Linked DNA regions of Mus musculus: region 2 is linked to region 1. The links are chromatin contacts, found by POLR2A ChIA-PET in ENCODE. All regions are on one chromosome and are shown on one strand. The core of a region is the stretch at or near the end of the contact, and the rest is flanking DNA. Distances in the headings are between cores, read along the strand shown.

Evidence for each region. ChIA-PET counts read pairs that join two places held with the same protein, here RNA polymerase II (POLR2A).
Region 2: POLR2A ChIA-PET joins it to region 1 with 40 read pairs in Patski. The contact joins the promoter of Cd63 here to the promoter of Dnajc14 in region 1. POLR2A ChIA-PET finds 5 or more read pairs at or near these places in 3 of 5 experiments (Patski and embryonic stem cell).

What each region holds. Positions count from the first base shown.
Region 1 is chr10:128,802,215-128,808,430 of GRCm38, forward strand. Dnajc14 (DnaJ heat shock protein family (Hsp40) member C14) reads left to right here and starts at 3,340. Exons shown (of 7, transcript NM_001359825.1): 1 at 3,340-3,469; 2 at 3,954-5,406. The coding sequence starts at 3,997. Tmem198b (transmembrane protein 198b) reads right to left here and starts at 2,233. Exons shown (of 5, transcript NM_178066.3): 1 at 2,019-2,233; 2 at 884-1,143; 3 at 1-303. The coding sequence starts at 1,058.
Region 2 is chr10:128,907,471-128,913,686 of GRCm38, forward strand. It overlaps Cd63 (CD63 antigen), which reads left to right and starts at 2,396. Exons shown (of 8, transcript NM_007653.3): 1 at 2,396-2,488; 2 at 2,925-3,001; 3 at 3,982-4,170; 4 at 4,325-4,399; 5 at 4,498-4,593; 6 at 4,691-4,831; 7 at 4,968-5,051; 8 at 5,205-5,352. The coding sequence starts at 2,936. The coding sequence ends at 5,270. It overlaps Rdh5 (retinol dehydrogenase 5), which reads right to left. Exons shown (of 5, transcript NM_001358527.1): 5 at 6,118-6,216.

The DNA.
Region 1 (6,216 bases), core at 2,090-4,589:
CCAGCCCCATCAGTCCGCCGACCGGCACCCAGGCTGAATGCGGCTGGTAGATGGGTTCAGTACCCAATAAGGTTCCAACACCCAGGGTCAGACCTAGCAGGAGACCGGTCAGAAAGAGCCCGACACTGCGGACCAGCATGGTGACCAGGCCGCAGAGGAGTCCGATGCCCAGTGCTATGCCTGCGCTCACCTCCAGGCTCAGCTGTGTCTCTAGCACCCGCTCTTTATGGCACAGGAGGAAGATCACCAGGGCTCCTGACAGCAGACCCGAGAGAAACATCACTGCCTTGAAGCAGCGGTAGCCTGGGGAGGGAGGCAGGAGGCATTGAGATACAGAAAGGGGGTCCTACGTATTGGGAGAGGAACAGCTAACCAGGGAGCAGAAGCCAGGTACAGCACACCGTGGCAACCTCAAGGAAAGGGGAAAGAGAAGTGTAAGCCCAGTGATAGAAGGAGGGAACTCAGAAATTCCGAGGGGATAGGTAGAGAAACCAGGAGGCAGAGTGGATGCACTGTGGGAAAAAAGCAGGACAGCATCTAGGTCCTCTAGGTACATGGGAAATCACCACAGACTGATTCAGATTCTGGGGAGAGTTGAAATCTCCGGTGGGAGGGATAAACTAGGAATGGAATTCTGAGGTAGGAGACAGAGGAAAAGCCCATAACGGAGGCAGAGGTGAGAGCCAGAGGGTACGGTACGGGCAAACAGAATAATGGGAAGCTGGGAGAGGCAGGATGGAAAATTCTGAAGGTAGGCATCTCCTAACAGAGGAGGTGAAGTGGCCTGGGAGCGAGGAAGACATTTGGCATCATTCTTGAGGGTAGCAGTGTTGGGAAGCTGCCCCTGCCCCCCACCCCATCCCCAGGCCCTGCCCTTTCTCACCAAAGCAGCAGTAGATGATTCCGAAGCAGCAGCAAAGGGCACACACAAGGGCAGGGGCCAAGTCGAGGCTGTCCTGGGGTTCCAAGACACATCTCGGGGCTGGGGGCTCTGGGAGTTGTTGGTTAAAGGGCCTTGGGTGAGATGTTATAGTCAGAGGCAATGAGGCTTTTTCCATGGTAGAAGAGAAGGTGGTCACAGAATGGAAGGTTAGAGAAATCTCCTTTCATCCATCCATAGCTAACTGGCAGGGGCTGGTAAACCTGGAAGAGAATAGAAAGCAGAAACCACAAATCTTGGGGATTCTGTACTTCCATTTCTTTTGAAAAAATGACTTGTTCCAACTAAAAAGCAATTCCTCTCATCTGCAGTTGGAATTCAATACTAAGCCCGGTTGAACCAGACCGAGTAGGGTTAATAACGTGGGAGAGGAAGGAAGAGGAGAGGATGAGTCACCTTAGGGTCTCAGAACAACTGCTTACCACCCTGAAGGGCTGAGGAGAGCAAAGGGGTGGGATTGCTTCCTTAGACCTCCAGCTTCATCCAGCTCCCAGAGGTCCTAGGCACGGGGGTGGCCATCGGCTCCCCAGGCCTGGAGTTGCTCTCTAAACTCCTGAAAGTCGGAGCCCAAAACCTGTAAGCTAAATGCAACCCCCAAGGAAGAAAGGGAACAGACATTTAAAAGTTTCAAATAAGGACTTAAAGAGTCACCCAGTCAGCCTCTGTCCGGATTTTGAAGTCTTGGCTTCATGCCGAGATGGAGTGGTTGGGGAAAGCCGAATACAGCCAGTCCAAATCCCATCGCCCTACATGGAGTAAGCAGGCGCCTTGCCCACAGATAATCTCCTCACATCTTGGTATCCACTTGCTACTAGCCTCAGACTCACACGGGAATTGTTCCACCCACCCTCTCATCCAGGCACGCCTGGGCTGCCAATGGGATTTGATGCTGATCCTGAAGGATCACTGACGATGAGAGGTTGGCATTGCGGGAGTAGGGTGGTGCGGATGCACTTTCCTTCTGCCGTCTTTAGGGTACTGAGGCTGAAGGACTGGAGACCTCCCGGGGCTCTTCTCAATCGCTTAAGAGTTTGGGACGCAAAACAAGGAGAGACCAGGAAGGGTGTTAACTACTCACCACCCTGCAGGGCTGAGGAGAGCAAAGGGGTGGAATTGCTTTCCTAGACCTCCAGCTTCATTCCAGCCCAGAGGTCCTAGGCACACGGGTGGCTGTTGGCCGCAGGCACCCCCTTGGGCTACTGTGCTCTGTTGCTCCCTAAACTCAGGCAAGTCGGAGCCCAAACCCAGGGAGCTAAATGCAATTAGCTTGGGGGCGGGGGTGTGTGTGGGGGAAGGAGACAGGGAGTGTGTATGGGGTGGGGGGGGGGGAGGATGACATCACGGGGCGGGCCCCCTCAATCTTTACCTCTGTCTGTGGGGGAACCCAGGCTACCCACTTCTCTAATCTAGGAGGAGGGACGCCCCCTAACCATAGCAATGAAGAGTTTTGTGACGCCCATCAAGACTAAGACGGAAGGTCTCTGAATGCTAAGGAGATTAATTACCAACTTAACGTTTTCAAAGCCCAAATAGGGTCCCAAAGCACCCGCTGGTCCAACTTGGTTTCTTCCACTTCCCAGAGAATTGGAGTATTGTCTTCTGGGGAACCGGGTGGTCGGGAGCCGGAGAAGGGTTTTTAACTAGTGCTGGGTGGGGGTGTTCATGGGTGGAAAAAAAAACTTGTGGAGCAAGACGGGCCTGGCAGGGACACTGGCAGAACTGTAAGGCTTTAAAGGAGTGCAGACGAGAGGTTCCATCAGGGTCTGCGTAGGGGTTGGGGAGCGTGCTGGCTTCGACCCAAAGCTTACTATGTAAATGAGATGCAAAGCAGCACGCAGATGAGTGCGGGGTTCTGTTACGCTGGACTAGGTTCTGAGCTCCGTGGAACCAGGTACCCCTAGCCGCATTCCCTGGCCCGGCCCTTACGCCGCGTTCACAGGGGGCGGATCGGCGGCGTGGAAGCTCGCCAGTTGGGTCCAGGAGAAGTGTCGCGTCTCTTTAGGGGGCTAGCTAGTCCGGGACACACACTTCTCCGCAACCTCTTGGCTGGACAGCCGACAGGGAAGGGTCTGGGCGAGCAGGGTCGCTGGCTCCTCTGCGTGCCCTGGGTGTCTGTCTGCACGCCAAAGACGGTGTGTGCTTCGGCAGCCGCCCTTCATCTCCGTTTCAGCAGCGACGACGAGGAGTACAGTTCGCAGGCTTCAGCTCGCTTACGGCGGGACCTGCGTGGAGGCGGAGGGCCCTTTAAGGGGTGGGGCCGGATGCTCTAGCACCGCCTCCTCGATTGACTCCGCGCCCGCCGCGCAAGTGAGAGCCTCGGCTAAGCGCTTTTCTCTTCCCTTCGCGACCTTTTCCCCCCCCCCGGTGACCCCGGAAGTGGAAGTAAGCGGCCGTGGCGGGGACGGAAGGCGGAAGCGGAGCGTGAGCGGGAGGCGGAGCCGGGGGAGCTGCTCCTGTAGCTCCCCCTGGCAGCTCCCCCTGGCCTCAGGCGCAGCTGCTTGAGGAGGGAGGAGTTACCGCTGCTGCTCGGTACGTCGCCTTCGCCCCTGGTACCCCGTCGGTGGGTTCTCGGGTAATCTTTTGCAGGGGCACCTCGAAGCTCCGCCCTCAGCTTTTCCTCTAGCCCTGCACGGTCCCCACCCTTTTCTGACAGATTGCGGCCTCCCTCTTTCAGGCAGTCTTTTTTTTTTTTCCTAAGAGTTACCCCCCCACCCCCCCGCCGCCCCGACCACACCCTTTGCGGCACCCCCCCTCCCCCCCATTTCTCAGATTGAAGATTGTTAGCTTCTTGGAGGAAGAAGAAAAAAAAATTAAGATTTCGGGAGTAAGGGGGTTTCTGAGGTCCGGGTTGGTGCAAGCAGGTTTGTGGTCTGCCTAACTCACGTTTATTGTTAGGGATAGCGAATTTGAGCTAACACTGCCTGGGGAGTGGGTACATTGAATATGTCATTTTGAGATTGTTTAACTCTTGGTTCTATCCTTGACCATTCCCAACTTGATATCTTTGTTACAGGCAATGATGGCAGTGACCTAAAATCCTCAGGAAGCCCGGGGTCATGGCCCAGAAGCACCCGGGAGAAAGAAGGTTGTGTGGAGCCCACCGCAGTGGTGGTACCTCCCTCAGTACATCAGGATCCTCTGTGGACCCCGAAATACTTTCATTCTCAGGACTCAGGGACTCAGCAGAGACTGCTCCTAATGGTACACGATGCCTCAAAGAGCACTCCGGCCCTAAGTACACACAGCCTCCAAATCCAGCCCACTGGTCAGATCCAAGCCATGGTCCTCCAAGGGGTCCAGGACCACCTAGAGGAGGAGGCTACCCTGATGAGAGCGAGACAGGTTCAGAAGAGTCAGGAGTGGACCAGGAACTCTCAAGAGAGAATGAGACTGGGTACCAGGAGGATGGGAGTCCTTCTTTTCTTTCCATTCCATCTGCTTGTAACTGCCAGGGAAGCCCTGGAGTCCCCGAAGGAACTTACTCCGAGGAAGGAGATGGCTCTTCTAGCAGCCTTTGCCACCATTGCACCTCTCCAGCCTTGGGGGAAGATGAAGAGTTGGAAGAAGAATATGATGATGAGGAACCTCTTAAATTTCCCAGTGATTTTTCACGTGTGTCCAGTGGAAAGAAACCCTTGTCCCGGAGGCAGAAGCACCGTTTTCTGATCAAGGAGGATGTTCGGGATAGTGGACGCAGAGAACCCAAGGCCCCAGGTCGTCATCGGCTGGCCCGAAAAAGAAGTCAGACAGATAAGCGCAGAGGCCTGGGACTGTGGGGAGTAGAGGAACTATGTCAGCTTGGACAAGCAGGCTTCTGGTGGCTGATTGAACTTCTGGTATTGGTGGGAGAGTATGTGGAAACCTGTGGCCATCTCATTTACGCATGCAGGAAGCTGAAAGGCAGTGACCTGGACCTTTTTCGAGTCTGGGTGGGGGTCTGGGCCAGGAGACTGGGGGGCTGGGCCCGCATGATGTTCCAGTTTCTAAGCCAGAGCTTCTTCTGTGTGGTGGGGCTGCTCATCCGTATTCTTAGGGTAGTGGGTGCTTTCCTACTCCTGGCTCTCGCCCTCTTTTTGGGATGTCTACAATTGGGCTGGAGGTTTTCGGTGGGACTGGGCAACCGGTTAGGCTGGAGGGATAAGACCGCTTGGCTGTTCTCTTGGCTGGGTTCTCCAGCCTTGCATCATTGCTTGACTCTGCTGAAAGATAGCAGGCCATGGCAGCAGCTGGTAAGGTTAATACAGTGGGGCTGGCAGGAGCTGCCCTGGGTCAAACAGAGGACTAAGAAACAGGGCAATGCACCTGTAGCTAGCGGGCGATACTGCCAGCCTGAAGAGGAAGTGACCCGACTCTTGACCATGGCTGGGGTTCCTGAAGATGAACTAAACCCTTTTCATGTGCTGGGGGTTGAAGCTACAGCATCCGACACTGAACTAAAGAAGGCCTATAGGCAGCTAGCAGTAATGGTGAGTATCCTTTGCTGCTTCCTGTTGCTCTTTCCCCATATTTTCTGTTCCAGTTTTTAGGGAGTGTAGAGTCAAGGGAAGGTGAAGGATTTCCTTTCTTTGTTTTGTTTTTGAGTTAGGGTTTCACCTTGTAGACAGACTAACCTGGAACTCATGATTTCTCCTGGCTCCATCTGTGAGTGCTGTGACTTACAGGTTTTGCCACTATACCTAGCTAAGGGTAGCATTCTTGGGAAAGAGTTATAAAGGCGTTTCTCTGACTAGGAATTTGACTTTTCTCCATCTTAAGTCTTTTGTCGTAAGGTCTTTTTTGGGGGGAGGGGGTGTAATATAAAAGGAAGGGTTGGACTTACTCTGCAGCAGCTAAGTGCAGCTCCTTTCCTTAGGGTCGGGAAGAGCCTAGTCAGACAGCCCCTTAGTTGCTATCACCTGAACAAAGGGATATTTGTTTTGTTTTGGGACATGGTTTTGCAGACTAGCTCCAGCTAGCTTTGAATTTGTGATCTTCCTGCTTTTGATTGGGAAAGGCTGGGCTCACACATACAGCACCATGAATGGTAAGGGAGGAATTTAAAGAAAATATCTTTTTTTCCCCTTTTTTTAAAGATTTATTTTGTTGATATGAGTACACTGTCGTTGTCTTCAGACACACCAGAAGAGGTCATCGGATCCCATTACAGGTGGATGTGAGCCACCATGTGGTTGCTGGGAATTGAACTCAGGGCCTCTGGAAGAGCAGTCAATGCTCTCAACCACTGAGCCATCTCTCCAGCCCCCAAGAAACTTTTTATTGATTCTTTGTGAGTTTCA
Region 2 (6,216 bases), core at 1,146-3,645, 100 kb after region 1:
TCCTCTTTCCCTTCCTCTTCTTCCTCTTTTTTCTTTTTCCTCTTCTTCCTTCTCCTTTTCCTCTTCTTCTTCCTCCTCTTTCTCTTCTTCCTCCTCCTCTTCCTCCTCTTTCATTTCTTTTTCCTCCTCTTCCTTCTCCTTTTCCTTTTCTTCTTCCTTTTCTTTCTCTTCCTCTTCCTCCTCCTCCTTTTTGAGACAGGGTCCCAGCATATGGCCCAAGCTGGCCTGTAAGTCATGATTGCTCTACTTCAGCCTGAGTATGGAAATAATAAACATGTGCTATCACGCCAAGGTTCTTCATTTATCTGGTACTGATTTATTATTCGATTATTTACTCATATTTGGAGACAAGGACTAATTCCTTAGACTGGCCTCAAACTCCTTAGGTAGCCAAGGATGATCTTGAATTCATGAGACTTATGCCTCTACCTCATGAGTTCTGGAATAATAAGCACATACCACAACCATGCCTGGTTCATGAGGTGCTAAGAATACAAGCCCAGGCTGTCTGCATATTAAGCAAGCACTTTACCAACTGAACTACGTCCTCAGCTCAGGTTTATTCTTGTTTTTTTTGAGATGGGGTCTCGAGTCGTAGCTCATTCTGGCCTTGAACTTTGAATGACCAAGGGATCCTCCCGTTTCAGTCTCCCAAATGCTATACTTATAGGTGTATACCACTGATTTTGTTTTGGTTGGATTGAGACAAGGTGTTGTTGTGTAGCCCAGGATGGCCTGTAACCTTCAGCCATCCTGCCTTCACCTCCATAGTGCTGGGAAGGACAGGCCTCACCATCATGCCTAGACTTCTTTGTAGCCTGGGAACTGAGCCTGAGTTCGTGACACATGCTCTACCATAGATCTGCATGCATTTCCATTCGCCATTTTGAACTATAGTCTCACTAGCACTGGGTATACAGCTTAGCTGGTAGAGTGCTTGCCTAGTAGGCACAAAATCCTGGGTCTGGTGCCAGAACTGCATAAACTAGATGCACTTGTGCACACCGGTGGTGCCAGCACTTGTGGAGGCAAAATGACCTGCAGTTCAGGGTTATCCTCAGCTACATATGGAATTCCAGGCCAGCCTGGGCTACATGAGACCCTGATTCCAAAGAGATAGGTGTGTGTGTGTGTGGTGTCTCACTAAACTGTCCAGAGTGGCTTTGAATTTTTGATTTTCTTGTGCCAGGTGTGGTGTCATGGACTTTTAGTGTCTGGAGGCTGAGGCAGGCAGATCTCTGAGTTTGAGGCCAGCCTGGTCTACAGATAGAGTTCCAGGGCAGCCGGGTCTACACAGAGAAACCCTATCGAGAGAGAGAGAGAGAGAGAGAGAGAGAGAGAGAGAGAGAGAGAGAGAGAATATGAAAGTGCTGGGATTACATATGTGTGCCACCAGCTGGCCTTTGTTTTAATTGTTTCTTTATATACAGTCCCTTCCCTTCAGATTCAGTAAGCAACTCAAGGCAGAAGGAGCTGCGGAGAAAAGGACAAAGTTCAGGTTAGGAGTGTAAGGCCGGTCGGTCCTATCTGAGCTTTTTACAACAGTTCCTTCTGTGAACCACCAGCGGCACACGGGAGAAAGGTATTTCTAACTCTCGCCTTTACCTGGTTTTGCCATCTCTGATGAAAAGAGGAATAAGATACGGAAGTCCATGCTATTGCCTCGCCGGCCTTAGTGTCCTTTCTCACATCTCCATTAACCACTGGCTAATCCAGGAGCAAGGGAGCTCTAAGGCTTTGTTAATCTTTTCCCAGGAGGGCCCAGGCTCTGACGTGTTATGATTGACGCATGGAAACGGGGTTCTAGACAAGGGCTTCCTCAAAGGGTTTTCTCAGCTCAGGAGTTCTAGAAAATGGAGAAGCTGGGGCCATAAAACCCTAGTCCAGAATGTTGGGAGACTTCTAGGATGGGAAGCTAGGGGCTTTCTGGAAGTGTTTATTCTGACTTCACCCAGTGCCACTCAACCCACACCTTCTGCGGGTGGCTCGGGAATGGGGCGGGGGGCAGGGCCTTGAACAAGGACGGAGAGGGAGCTGCGTGGTGGGTACTCGGTGGGTTGAGGTCTGCAGATGACCGTTTTGATACTTTGGCTCAGTTCTGTCTTTGGGCAACTCTGAGCCGCCGTGCGTCCTCTGGACTCTGACTCGCCTACTCCTGAACCAGAGAGAACCAGACGGCGCCTGGGTTGCAGAGGGCTCCGGGAACCCTGAGGTCCGGCTCCTGGCTCGAGCCTTCCAGGCAGCGGCCACGTGGCCTTGTCCTGGCGGGGGGCTCACCTCCCCCTGCTAGCCTGGTGACTCAGGCCGCAGCTGTTCCCGTGTCACATGAGAGAGAGAGGGAGGGAGGGAAGAAGGCGGCCACCCTGCGGGGGAGGGGGGCGGCCGGAGCCGGGGCGGGGCCGTGCAGCAGGCGGGGCGCGGGCAGGGGGCACGGGAGACGGCGGCTGAGCCGCGGCAGGAGAGTACTGAGAAGCGTCGGGGAGCGCAGGTGAGCCGGGCCCGGGGACCCGGGGGACGTCCGTGGGGGCAACTTTGCCTCGAAGTTCGCGGGGCGCCATCCGCGCCGCACCCGAGGGGAGGCTCGCGCCCAGGGGCTGGCGAGGGTCTCGGGTCGCGGCCTGTCGGGATCGGGGATCGGGAATCGGCGCTGTGCAGCGGCGGGCGGAGATCTACCTGGAGTCCGGCCGCGCCCTCCGTGCGTCCCGGGATCCCGAGATCCCGAGGCCCCGCTGCGTGGCGCGCCCCAGTCCGGCCGGCGAGCGGGGAGGGCTGGGAGACGTGGGTCTGACCGCGGGTTTCTGGGTGGGAGGGCAGCGATGGGGGCCGCGCAGGGAAGGCTGCGAAGGCCGGCGGGGAGCTGCGGATGTGGCGGCCCCTCGGCCTGCTCTACCTGCTCTAATCCTTGGTGTTCTCCGCGGCCCCAGGCCCAACAGCCATGGCGGTGGAAGGAGGAATGAAGTGTGTCAAGTTTTTGCTCTACGTTCTCCTGCTGGCCTTCTGCGTGAGTAGTGCGGGGAGAGCGACGGGGCGCCCGGGCGGGGTGCGGGGGGGGGAGTCTTGGAGCGGGAGCCGTGAAGGGTGAGGGACCCAGAGATGAAGGCAGCTGGAGGCCAGATGTGGAAGGAAAGCCCAGGGAAAAGGGCCAAAGGCAGAACGTGTCCGCGCTACCTCCCTTCCCCATCCCCCACGCGCAGCTTTCCGGGACCTCTGAGTAAAGTTTGGACCGAGAATTGCCATCCTAGACGGGGAGCACCCCCAACCAACCCCCTCCTGGCCCTTCCTGTCTGGTGACCCAACCATTCGTGGTACGGGGTGGTGGGGCAACCTGCCAACGGTCTGATGGTATCGCCAAGGGGCTGTCTCCACTCCTCACACCGTTGATTCCTCTCCATTCTCTTAGCCCTCTCATTTACTTGGGGGTAGGAAAGGCTCTGCCCTCCTTCATTTGCTCCTCCCTGTGTGTTCTGAAAGGGGCCACTCTTTTTTTGTTTGTTTGTTTTTCGAGACAGGGTTTCTCTGTATAGCCCTGGCTGTCCTGGACCTCATTTTGTAGACCAGGCTGACCTCGAACTCAGAAATCCGCCTGCCTCTGCCTCCCGAGTGCTGGGATTAAAGGCGTGCGCCACCACGCCCGGCCCGAAAGGGGCCACTCTTACCCCCTCCTCCGCCCTAGCCTAGCTGGCCCTAGGACCTGAGTCACTGGAGTGAGGGGGTAGTTCTGGGAGAGACTCTAGCTGGGAGTCCATAGAAAGTAACCCATATCCTGTGCCGAAGCGCTGTTTAAAGGCAGCATGACACCTCCCGATTCCCTTCTCCTTGTGTGCCTTAAACAACTTCCCAGCCTTCATTGTGGGGCAAGGATGGGCAGACCTTGTCTACAGCCAGTGTTTCCTGGAGGTGTAGGATCTATCTTCTGGGTGGGGGTCGGGTGCGAGGGCTACTGGACTGAGGATCTGACCTAACTCTCGCCTTTTTCCTCAGGCCTGTGCAGTGGGATTGATCGCCATTGGTGTAGCGGTTCAGGTTGTCTTGAAGCAGGCCATTACCCATGAGACTACTGCTGGCTCGCTGTTGCCTGTGGTCATCATTGCAGTGGGTGCCTTCCTCTTCCTGGTGGCCTTTGTGGGCTGCTGTGGGGCCTGCAAGGAGAACTACTGTCTCATGATTACAGTGAGTGGGGTGTGGGAGCTCTTGGGGGCTACCGGAAGCCTTTTCTGTGGTGAAGGTGGGTGGATGGAGAACACCAGGAAAGTCTCAGTAATTGACCGGGTCAGAGCAAGCCCTTTAAATCCAGACTTCAAACCCAACTCCTGTCCTCCCACAGTTTGCCATCTTCCTGTCTCTTATCATGCTTGTGGAGGTGGCTGTGGCCATTGCTGGCTATGTGTTTAGAGACCAGGTAAGCAGGGAATGGGGGGGGGGGGACCCATCTCAGGTTGCTCTGGGAATCTGGGGCCGGAAGTCTGTTCTCTACAGCACCCACTTCTCTGCTCTTAGGTGAAGTCAGAGTTTAATAAAAGCTTCCAGCAGCAGATGCAGAATTACCTTAAAGACAACAAAACAGCCACTATTTTGGACAAATTGCAGAAAGAAGTGAGTGGGATGGCCGGGAGGAGGGTTAGCCGGGATAGAAGATTCTCAACTCTGAATTAAAGTGGAGGTTTCCCTCCCATCCCTCTTCCCTTCCTAGAATAACTGCTGTGGAGCTTCTAACTACACAGACTGGGAAAACATCCCCGGCATGGCCAAGGACAGAGTCCCCGATTCTTGCTGCATCAACATAACTGTGGGCTGTGGGAATGATTTCAAGGAATCCACTATCCATACCCAGGTAGGGAGAAGGAGACAGGAGATGCTTACGGGATCAGAGTTGGGGGATGAGATCTGGGGATAGGGGTTGGGAGAAAGGGACAGGAGGAGGGAGGTAGAAGTTTCTGTTGGTATTCATGCCTGCCCCTTCCCTTCAGGGCTGCGTGGAGACTATAGCAATATGGCTAAGGAAGAACATACTGCTGGTGGCTGCAGCGGCCCTGGGCATTGCTTTTGTGGAGGTGAAGAATGCTGTGGGCTGGGGGGGGGGGGTCTGAATCAGCCCAGGGCATCTGGGGAGCAGGAGGCACCGGCCTGGGAACAGTGGCTGTTGGATGGGTTTGGGGAAGCTTGCCCTGCCTCCTCTCCACCCTCATTTCCATCTTTCCTTTCAGGTCTTGGGAATTATCTTCTCCTGCTGTCTGGTGAAGAGTATTCGAAGTGGCTATGAAGTAATGTAGGGGTGGGGGGCGTTTGGTCTTTTCATGGAGTGGATTCTCCAGGTTTTTCAATTAAACGGATTATTTTTTCAGACCTAAAAAAGGAGATGGTCTCAGTTTATCTTAGAGTGATGGATGGCCCCTTCCTTTTCCTTCTCCCTGTCGCTGCCCTGAAATTAGGCAGGCATATTTAGGGGCATTTGGGGAAAGGTGTATTTTCTTGAGGGTGTTGGTTGGGCTGGCAGTGGAAGAGGTGGGGAATCCAGAGGAGGTTGTAGCTGAGTGCTCTCCTCTGCCCCTGGCTTTGTGCTGCCTGCTTAGCCTTCAAACAGTGTTGCCGCAGCATCCTTGAGGCCATCTCCTGCATAAGTCAAAGGGAGTTTCCATAGAGGTCCTACGCAGTAGAGCCTGGACATGTCTATTTTGGACAACTTTTTGGCTTTCTGATGCTTTGAGGGCCAGCAAACTCCTCCCTCAACCCTCAAGAAGAATGTTTAAGAATTTTGCCGCCTGTGTGGCAGTGTCCCTGAGTTTATTTCCTTCTTTCACGGAAGCCACCCAATCTGGCTATGATCACTTTTCATCACTTTCCCTTCTATCCCCAGGAAAACTAGACAATGGTGTGCCAGGCGCCAACTAGGAATTCTCATTTCTCTGCTGAGAAAAGCGCCCTCTGGTGGCCATCTCTCCAAGTGCTGCACCAAAAAGCATCTGTAGGTGCAAGGTAGCTCCTTACACCACCCAGTGTACAATAGAAGTTTCGCAGGCACTAAAGAGGCAAGAGAGTTTGCTCCCTGGGCAGCTTAGGGATTTTAGATACTTAAATCTTGTCAGGCTCCCACAGGTACCTTCATTTCTGTACACCTGCTTTTTGATTTAAAGCAATACATATTTATTGAGAGCCTAATTGGTATCAGAAACCAGGCAGCACTGGGTAGACACAGAAATAGATGCCTTGCTTTTCAAA